Regions from separate parts of the Mus musculus genome. Here region 2 is linked to region 1. A link is a contact called in ENCODE Hi-C or POLR2A ChIA-PET data. All regions are on one chromosome and are shown on one strand. Each heading gives the region's core, a stretch centred on a gene start or an enhancer-like site at or near the end of the contact. The rest is flanking DNA. Distances are from core to core; before and after follow the strand shown. Region 1 holds the start of Pank2 (pantothenate kinase 2). Region 2 overlaps Smox (spermine oxidase).

Evidence for each region. Hi-C counts contacts between places; a loop is a spot of excess contacts on that map. ChIA-PET counts read pairs that join two places held with the same protein, here RNA polymerase II (POLR2A).
Region 2: a loop to region 1 is called in a map of heart, with 2.5 times the contacts of the local background. The contact joins the enhancer-like site here to the promoter of Pank2 in region 1. A Hi-C loop is called at or near these places in 6 of 37 maps with a recorded cell type or tissue (Patski, gastrocnemius, heart and 2 more). POLR2A ChIA-PET finds 5 or more read pairs at or near these places in 1 of 5 experiments (embryonic stem cell).

The regions. Positions count from the first base shown.
Region 1 is chr2:131,260,145-131,264,863 of GRCm38, reverse strand. It overlaps Pank2 (pantothenate kinase 2), which reads right to left and starts at 2,364. Exons shown (of 7, transcript NM_153501.2): 1 at 2,049-2,364. The coding sequence starts at 2,295.
Region 2 is chr2:131,512,114-131,516,545 of GRCm38, reverse strand. It overlaps Smox (spermine oxidase), which reads right to left. Exons shown (of 7, transcript NM_145533.2): 2 at 4,329-4,432; 3 at 103-329. Among named protein-coding and RNA genes, the nearest start is that of Gm30732, 12 kb to the left of the region's middle. Within about 2 kb of position 2,670, at least 1 of the 3 ENCODE cell types and tissues checked has a DNase peak (open chromatin) inside an H3K27ac peak, as active enhancers do; it is heart, where a contact is called at or near this core.

The sequences.
Region 1 (4,719 bases), core at 1,115-3,614:
TTCTGAGTTTGAGGCCAGCCTGGTCTACAGAGTGAGTTCCAGGACAGCCAGGGCTACACAGAGAAACTCTGTCTCAAAAATAACAAAAAACAAACAAACAGAAACCAGTAGATAGAAGGAAAAGCACAAAGGCTAAAAAAATTCCTCAATTGCAGAGTAGCTACTTGTCAGTGGGCACCATTCTTTTGGTCAGTGAAACAGACTATCACCACATACCTACCACAGGAGTTCACCAGGCTGAATTGTGCCAGACTAACAACTAATCAAAAACAACACTGCAAATTTGGTGACATAATCATCTACATATGGCTAATTGTCACATTAACCCTCTAACATTGATGCTCAGGTTAATGTAATACAAACCCACAAAGGAACTTCAGGTTTTTCTGTTGCTTAGAAATCAGGTGCTTGATGCACAGCCTATAACTTCAGCACTTGGGAGCTAGAGGAGAAGATATCCTGGAACATGAGATTGTCTTAAAACAAAAACAAAACTCAGGTGCTTGGACTGGAGATACTATATACAGCTCAGAGACAGAACATTTACCACATGTACAAAGCCCTGTGTTCCAACCTACAACTGAAAGAAAGGAGAAAGGGGAAGAGGAGCCTGGCACTGGCACAGTATATACCCAGCACTGAAGGGTCTGCCCTGAGGACGAGGCCAACTTGGGTAATTCATCAGACTGCTCTCAGCCGGGCGTGGTGGCACATGCCTTTAATCCCAGCACTCGGGAGGCAGAGGCAGGCGGATTTCTGAGTTCGAGGCCAGCCTGGTCTACAGAGTGAAGTTCCAGGACAGCCAAGGCTACACAGAGAAACCCTGTCTTGAAAAAAACCAAAAAAAAAAAAAAAACAAACAAACAAAAAACAAAAAAAAAACAAAACAAAACAAAACCTGCCCTCAAGTCTGACAACCTGAGCTCCATCCCCAGGACTGGGCAAAGTTGTCCTCTGACCTACACCAATACAGACACACACGATAAATAAGTGTAATAAGGAAGTTATTTATCAAGCAAACGATTCTACAACAGGAACTCTTTGAAAATCCGTTTTCCTTTTTTCTTTTAGGACAGGGTCTTAAATTTCATATTCCTCTGCCTCCACCTCCCAAGTGGCTGGTATTATAAAATCTCTTACAAGTCGAGAAAAGAAAAAAAAAATATATACATATAGTGATATAAAGTACTAAACATACATACATACATACATCCTCCAAACCTTCCATGGCAAAACAGAGCTACATCCAATCGCTCAAATCATCGATAAAAGCAACTGGGGTGGGGGTGAGCAGGTAGGGCTGGGCGCGGACTATCCAACAGACCTCACACATCAAGCCACTTCCCGTAATTCTCATAGCCTGCCTGCACTCAGCATTTACCTTCCTCATACCGTAATCTGATATCCAGGTCTTAACCACATGTAAAACACAGACAGCTATGCTGAAAAGTTCCTATTACAGTATTAGGACAATTGACACTTTCAGCAGTAGTCGTGGATGCTAGACAACAGCCCTAAAGGCTTTAAAGGGGAGAAAACACACAAGACAAGAAACACAAATTGGTAATAAAATGAGAACCCGATTCTCTGAAAAGAGTAACTCCCTAGGCTTAAGAGTAACTGAGGAACAGGTCGACTCCCTTCCAAAGAAAAGGCTTTACTGCCCAGAATGCTATGGCTGAAACCGGAATTCCCGTGAACTAACGGAAGGGAAACGGGGGAAAACCTCTGGATGCGAGATGACCTGAATTCTCTCGGGAAGAAAACCGAGCAAAGCTTAGAAGCGTATCGAGCCCAGAGTCGAGTTTTGGGCCTGCTGCGCCTCAGGGGCATTTTCTAGCAACCTCCAAATTAATCACCATAGAAAAGGCTTCAGTTGTGAGCGCGATGGATGATTCAAAGGGACTTGGGAGAGGAGGAGCCTTCTCAAGAAAAAAAGAGGGAGTCTCAGGAAAAGAACACCCCAGGGGACAGGGAGGAAGTGGCGGGGAGCCCTCGCGCGGGCACCGCCGGCGCGCAAACAACGACGGCCGTGCCGGGGCACTTACGCGGCCGCCTCTTCCGGAGGCCTTCGGCGCGCGGGCGGCCGGCCGAGGTGGAGCCGCCTAGAGAGCCGGGCCGCTCCCGTCTCACACTCTCCGCCTCCCCGGACCCCGACGGCGCCGCGCTACTCGCCCGGCGCCTCAGCGGGTCCCGCCTCCGCGCTTCCGAGTCCGCAGACTCGCCGACCGCGGCTGAGGTGGCGGCAGCCCTGCCCTGGCGCTCCATAGGCGCGCCAAACCGGCCCGCTCCCATCCGCAACAGCCGCCGCTGCCGCCCGAGCCAGCCCCCCAGCGCCGCCTTGCCGCCTCCGCGCAGCCCGCTGGAGCGCAGGCGCACGCCGGCTGCCGCCTTTTCCGTTGCGCCAACGTGCAGCTAGCCAATCCGAGCTGGCTAGGGGCGGGTTCCAGAGGTCTTGTCCAATAGGCTCCCAGACTCCAGCCGAAGAGACCGCGCCACCATCCAACGACAGGCACTCTGGACGGATGAAGGCGGGGTCAGCGCAGGCTGGGAGCGATCGTGGAGGGGCCCAAAGGATTTGAGTGAGGGGCGCCCTCTCTTGTGCATCCGCGAGAGCGGTGGCCAAGCTGCTCCCCTATTCCCTAGAACTCCAGGGAGTCTACTATCTCTTCTCTGTTCACGAATCACTCCTTCCTCCCGCCCAATAGAGCCCCCGAAGCTACTGAGAAGTGTTAACAGAAGGAAGGACTCTGAGCTGCGACTAACCTTAGCCTTTGTCCCCGGGTCTGGTTCTATAGCTGCAGTAGGAGCCACACTACAGTCCACAAAGTACAAGCACCGTCTCTTCCTTTGTGCTATGACTTCATTCCCAGTACCAGAAGGAATGAAAAGACTGAGGTTTGTCTCCATGACAACTGGCGGGAGGAGGTGGATTCTAAATCCTTCACCTACTCCCCTTCCTGAAGAAGGCAGTATGAAGGCTTGGAAGTTAGGTTGGTTGGGGTTGTTGTTGTTGTTGGGGTTTTTGTTTGTTTGTTTTTCTTTAATGTGTTTGAGCATTTTTCATGCATGTATGTCTGTGACCCTGGTGTGTGCCTGATGGTCGCTGAGGGCAGAAGAAATCGAGGGATTTCCCCATATGGATCCCAGGAATCTAACCCAGACCTCTGCAAGAACAGCAAATGCTCTTAATCACTGAACCATAGCTCCAGACCCCTGGGTTTTTACAGAAGATGGATTTTTTTTTTAAATCGTTTGCCCTTCCCAAGTGCCCTAACCCTTGATATCCCACCCAGATATACCCCTGAAGCATTCCCTCAGTCCCTCAATTTTAAGTGACTGAGGCTTTCTCACAATTTCCTAAGTACCTTTCTTGGGAGGAGATAATGTCCCTTGAATAACAGCCCTCTTACCTTCTAACTTACTCCCTCACTAATAGTTCCGGCCTGAGCTTCTCTTGTGAATGCTGAAAAACACTCCCATACTTGCTCCAAACTAGTACCCCACAGTGTAGAATTAACTCTGGAAACCTTATTTCCTAACTTGAAATTCCAGCTTCCGCAGGAACACACACACACACACACACACACACACACACACACACACTGGATCTAACAAAAATCAGGAATGCCCATAACAGAGTAGGACTGCTCTTCAGAAGACCAGGAATCAATTCCCAGCTTCCACATGGCTCACAACCCTCTGTAACTTCTGGCCATTCCACTCTCTCTTCTGGTCCCCCTAGAGTACCAGGCAGCCACATGCTGAAGTAAGAATGCATGCTGCCAGCCTCTCATGCTGTCTCTGTCCCGTGTGTAGCCATTATACCGACCCAAATCACTGGGCTAGAGCCTGAGGAAAGCTCCTTTTAGGCTTTAAGCTAAAATCTTCAGACATCATTGGAATTCTGAATTATGTGTAAACAATAAAGACAAGATAGATGAGACAAAGTGAGAGCCATCAAAGCCCTACTGCTGAACTTAGCATCCCCCCCCCGCCCCCCACCTCCTAGGGCTGGGCATCCAGCCGGAGTGCATTGGATCTACAAGCCTGAAGTGCTTGCTATCAGAGGAAACTGTGTTCTTGCTCCTGGTGTTATCTGCAGACTGGTTAGCTGACTTTTGCCACCATGCCTGGCAACTGAACACACCTCCCTTCTTGTTGATAAGAACGAGGCCCTCTTAGCTAATCCATCTACATTTGTGGCTGCTGCCCCTGTAATGACAGCCACCACTCCCTGCTCCCGCTCCCACTCCCGCTCCTGTTCCTGCTCCTGCAGCCTCAGCCAAAATCGAAGCCAAGGAAGAATCAAGCCAAGGAAGAATCGGAGGAGTGAATGAATATGGGATTTCAACTAATTACAGAACCTTAACCAATCCAACCAGCTTTATTTGTAAAGTATGGAGATCAAGGCTTAAAGACATTTAGATGATGAGGCGACTTACCTAAAAGCAGATAAATTAAAAAATGACAGAGAACAGGGAGAGGAGGATATAGCTCCAGTAGAGAGTCCTTCAAATAGGGGAAGTCTTAGATTCAGACTCCATCATGGCAAAAAGAGAATAGGCAGGGAAGTTATACTATTCTCTGCCTGCATAATCAAAAGAAGGCAGAGACTGGAGCCAAGCATGGTGGTCCATGCCTGTACCTGCAGCACTCAGAAGGTTCCCAGGTTAAAAGCTACCTTGGGCTATGTAGGAAGACCCTATCCCGAGAAGA
Region 2 (4,432 bases), core at 1,421-3,920, 250 kb before region 1:
TCACACCGTCCTGATGCTCAGCACATCCATGCATTCCCACACTGTCCCGATGCTCACTCAGAACATCCACGAGTCCCCACACTGTCCTGACGGCCCCCTTACCTCGTTGTATAAATCGCTGAATTCCTCAACCACGTCCTTGGGGATGCGGCAGCCACGGTTGGTAAGGTAGCAGGCCACGCCATTCTTGGAGTAAAGGCTGATGCGGCCCACACTGCGCTCCCCATCTGTTGTCTCTTCCAAAAGGCCATTGGCTTCTGCTAGTTGATAGATAGGATTCCCGTGGGATCCATGGATCCAGGTGGCTCCCAGCTCAAAGGTGGTGTCTCCTGGTAGTGACAAGAGACCCTTAGAGGGGCAGAGGTTTCTTTAGAGAAGGACAGGACTGCCTCCCTTTCTTCTCTAAGAGGAACCCATCCATACAGACTCAACAGGGCAGGAAGGGGTTGGCAGCTCTCTCTGAGGAACAGCCAAAGCCCACAGAGGAACACCTGACAGCAGATGAAATGACAATCAGGGAGAAGCACTGGCCAGAGTGACTCTTGTGCCACAGTGTCACCTCGTGACATCAGTTAGAAGCCTCTCCTTTCCTAGTCTTACCTTCTTCTAAGACAATACTACACAGCAGACCCTCAACTCCCTCCCACCCAAGAGACATACTGAGGATATTCCATCCCATCTATTCTAGCACCTTACCAGCCCATGGCTCTCGAGTCCGAGCCTTCCTCCCAAATACAAGATGCCCACATCCAACACTTCTAGGACAGAAGAGAGGGCCGCTCCAATGTAGAACATTTTCCCAGGATGGAGGAATAGAACCCCAATCTCTAGGTGGTCCTTTCACCCCGTGGGGCTGACCCTGAGATTCTATCAAGGAGGGCTAAGGAGCACTCCTGGATCCAAGACATAAGTGGCCTCGAAATTCATCCTGCCCTCTCATCCCCAGACAAAGCAGCAACGGAAGCAGATCTGAGGTCACTGCCTCTGTCCTCAGCCTCAGTTTCTTCTTCAGATGCCATAAAGCTATGAGGCAGTATTCCCTGCCTAGCTTCCAGAGAGGTTAAAATAGTGCAGAGAAACAAATTGTAGTGTTTGTTTTTGCAGGCCAGGCTCAAGATGGTAAACTTCCTGTTAAATTCACAATAATCTCTCATACCTTATGTACACGCCCCTTGACAAAAATAACTGTGTCATGCCTCCCACTGAGAGGCAGGGTCTGCCCCCTGAATTTGGGTTAAACTTGTGACTTGCTCTGACTAGCAGAATGTAGTAAAAGTTATATTTGCAGCTTCAGAGCCTAGGGCTCGAGGGGCCTATTAGCCTTCCTATTGTTGATATAAAGCACCATGACCATAAACAACTTGGGAAGGAAAGGGTCTGTTTCAGCTTTCACGTCCACCTCATAGTCCATCACTGAGGGAAGCCAGGGAATGAACCCAAACATGGCATAAGCCTGGAGAGAGAAGCTGATGCAGAAGCCATGGAGGGGTGCTGCTTACGGGCTTGCTCCCCATGCTTGCTAGGCCTATGCCCAGGATCACCTGCACAAGGTGATGTCACCCACAGTGAGCTGAGCCCTTCCACGTCAATCATCAGTCAAGATGCACCACGGGCCATTTCAGTGGGGGTAGTTTCAAAATTGAATTCCCTCTTCCAAAATGACTCAAGCTTGTGTCAAGCTGACAAAAAAAAAAAAAAAAAAAAAAAAAACAACTAGCCAGCACTCTCAAAGTAACAACTATGTAAAGAAACAGAGATTCACCTTGCTAGCAACATGAGCTCAGACCAAACCCTACACTTCCTACCAGACAAGAGGGTAAGGCCATTTAGAGATCCTAACCAACTTGAGTGACATTTCCATGTGACCCTGAAATGCAAGAATCAAGGCAAAGCCAGCAAGAGACTCACTTACCCCTACCTGAGTCCTGTCCACACTTCCTTCCCACAGACCTTATAAGCTCTTATATCTGGGGTGGCTTGCTCTGTAGCAGGAGCTGTCTGACACAGTCTAAAGACAGTAGCATTGTCCCTCAGCCCAAGAAGTAGGCATGTCCTCCTTATCTGCATGCCTTCCCTTTCTTGGGTTGTTTCTAATTAAACCACTAGTTACTAAAAATAGCCCTGTGAGATGAATGTGCCTACAACAAAACACAGCCTCATGCTGCAGCTAGAAGAGAACAACTGCCTGGTGTCTCTGAAAGAGGCAGGCATGCGCAGACCCCCATGTGTAGGAAAAGTAAGCAGACTGAAGGACCAAAAACAGAAAGCCCAGGACCCTGCCCACAGGACCGCCTGCTGGCCGGTGAGGGTACCGCTAGAGCCTCAGGCATCTGTTCTACATTGAGCTCCCATTAGGAGCAGAGGGAGAACAGTAATATTATTATTGTTGTTATTGCTATTATTATCAATTTGTTTTTACCCAATGCTGCACATGTATATAGTACAGTACCAGCCACTCTCTCCTCCCCAGAAGCCCTCCCTCACATGCCACCACCAAGGGTACTTCTCTCGCTCATGGCCGTCTCGGCCACACCTGTATTCCCAAGGGCTCCAGGCACCACCTCATGCCTACTCACCTCCTAGCAAGTGGTATCCTCAGAGCTGGCTCTGGACCCCTGCTCTCACTTCTGACAGGGACATGGCCATCATGCCATGCTGCAGCATGTCCATTGACACACTGGGTTCTGAGGCCTGCCTGTCTGCACACAACACAGGTACCCTGACCAGCATGTTCTCCCCTCTCTCTTCACATTCATTATTCCACACAGCCTAGTCACTCCCTCTTCTCTGCCTGGCAAGCTTCCCATCTGGTCGTCTGACACCCTGTGCCTTCCCTGCATGGTCTCAGTTGTCAGCTGCCTCAGGGACTGGGCCACCTATCTCCCCATCTTCTGTTTCTACATCAAACTCTAAATAGCTCATCAAGCCCAAAGAATCATAAATGGGACTGCTCTTCCCGGAGGCTGCCAGCCAGCCAATCAACAATGAGCAAAGAGCCCTGGGGCTCCTTGGCTGCCCCAGCCTTGTGAGAACTTTGGACAGCACTTTCATTCTTACTGCCAAGAGTCACCCAAGTTTGTGCCTGAAAAAGAGAAACAGAGACCCTGTCTCAAAAAAGAAATGTTAGAAAGCAATTGTGGGAGATAATCAATGTGGGCCTCTAGCCTCTAAACACACAGACACACACACACACACAAATTCATATACACACAAACACACACATAGCACACACACACACTCATACACACTCTCACACACACTCACACATAGACACACACATACATACAGACACACATTCACACATAGCACACATACACTCATACACACTCTCACACACTCACAGACATATTCATGCACTCACACAGACACACATTCACACATAGCACACACACACTCATACACCCTCTTACACACTCACAGACATACACACACTCACATACACACATACACACACATAGCACATACATACACATACAGAGATACACACGCACTCACATAGACACAGATGCACACAGATGCACACACTCACACATACTCATGCAGCACATACTCACACAGCACACACTCACATAATGCACACTCATAACACATACACTCACAGACATACACATTCTCACATACACACATACACATACTCACTCACACATAGCACACATACACACGTACATATACACACAGAGGGTCAAATCTCTCACATACACCAGGTCACTGCATGTTTTCTCACTGGGTCGTCTTCATACTCCCAACCCACTCAACCCACTGCTGGCCAGAACACCCTACACACACGGTGGCTGTCAGAACCCTCATCTCCAGCTCCATTTCAGGAAATATCTCTACGCTCTAGAACCCTAGCAACATCTTCCCATCCCAGGGGCAAGTCTCTTCTTTGGCTGCAACAAGGACCGATCTTTACAGACAACCCTAAGACACACATCACCCACAGGGAAGCCTAAAATCCCCCTTCCACTCTAATAACCCTAGTTCCTGTTGTCTGTCCTCAGTTATGATAACCTAACTCATACTAAAAACTAATGACTAATCAGAACTTATACAATGCCCCCTCCTTCTTGTGACTTTAAAATGAGGACCCACAGTTCTTAGACAGTATGCCCTCCCAACAAACATTGTCAGCCCCAACTCTAACACCAAGACAGCATTCTCCAAAGTGGGATGTCAGTGCAAGGGCCTACGGAAGCTTCTGGAAAACACCCACGCAAGTGCATGAGCAAACACTTATCCCAAGGAAAGGTTACATTAGTAAGACTTGAGGCAGGACCAGAGGAACAAAAGGTGGCCTAGAGAGGTAGCTGGGCCCGAGTGATGCTTACCAAGCCTCACACTCTGCACACGGCCCCCAATGTGGCTGGAAGCCTCAAGCACAGTGACATCCGTGAAGCCCTGCTCCAGAAGGGCTCTAGCTGCAGCCAGGCCA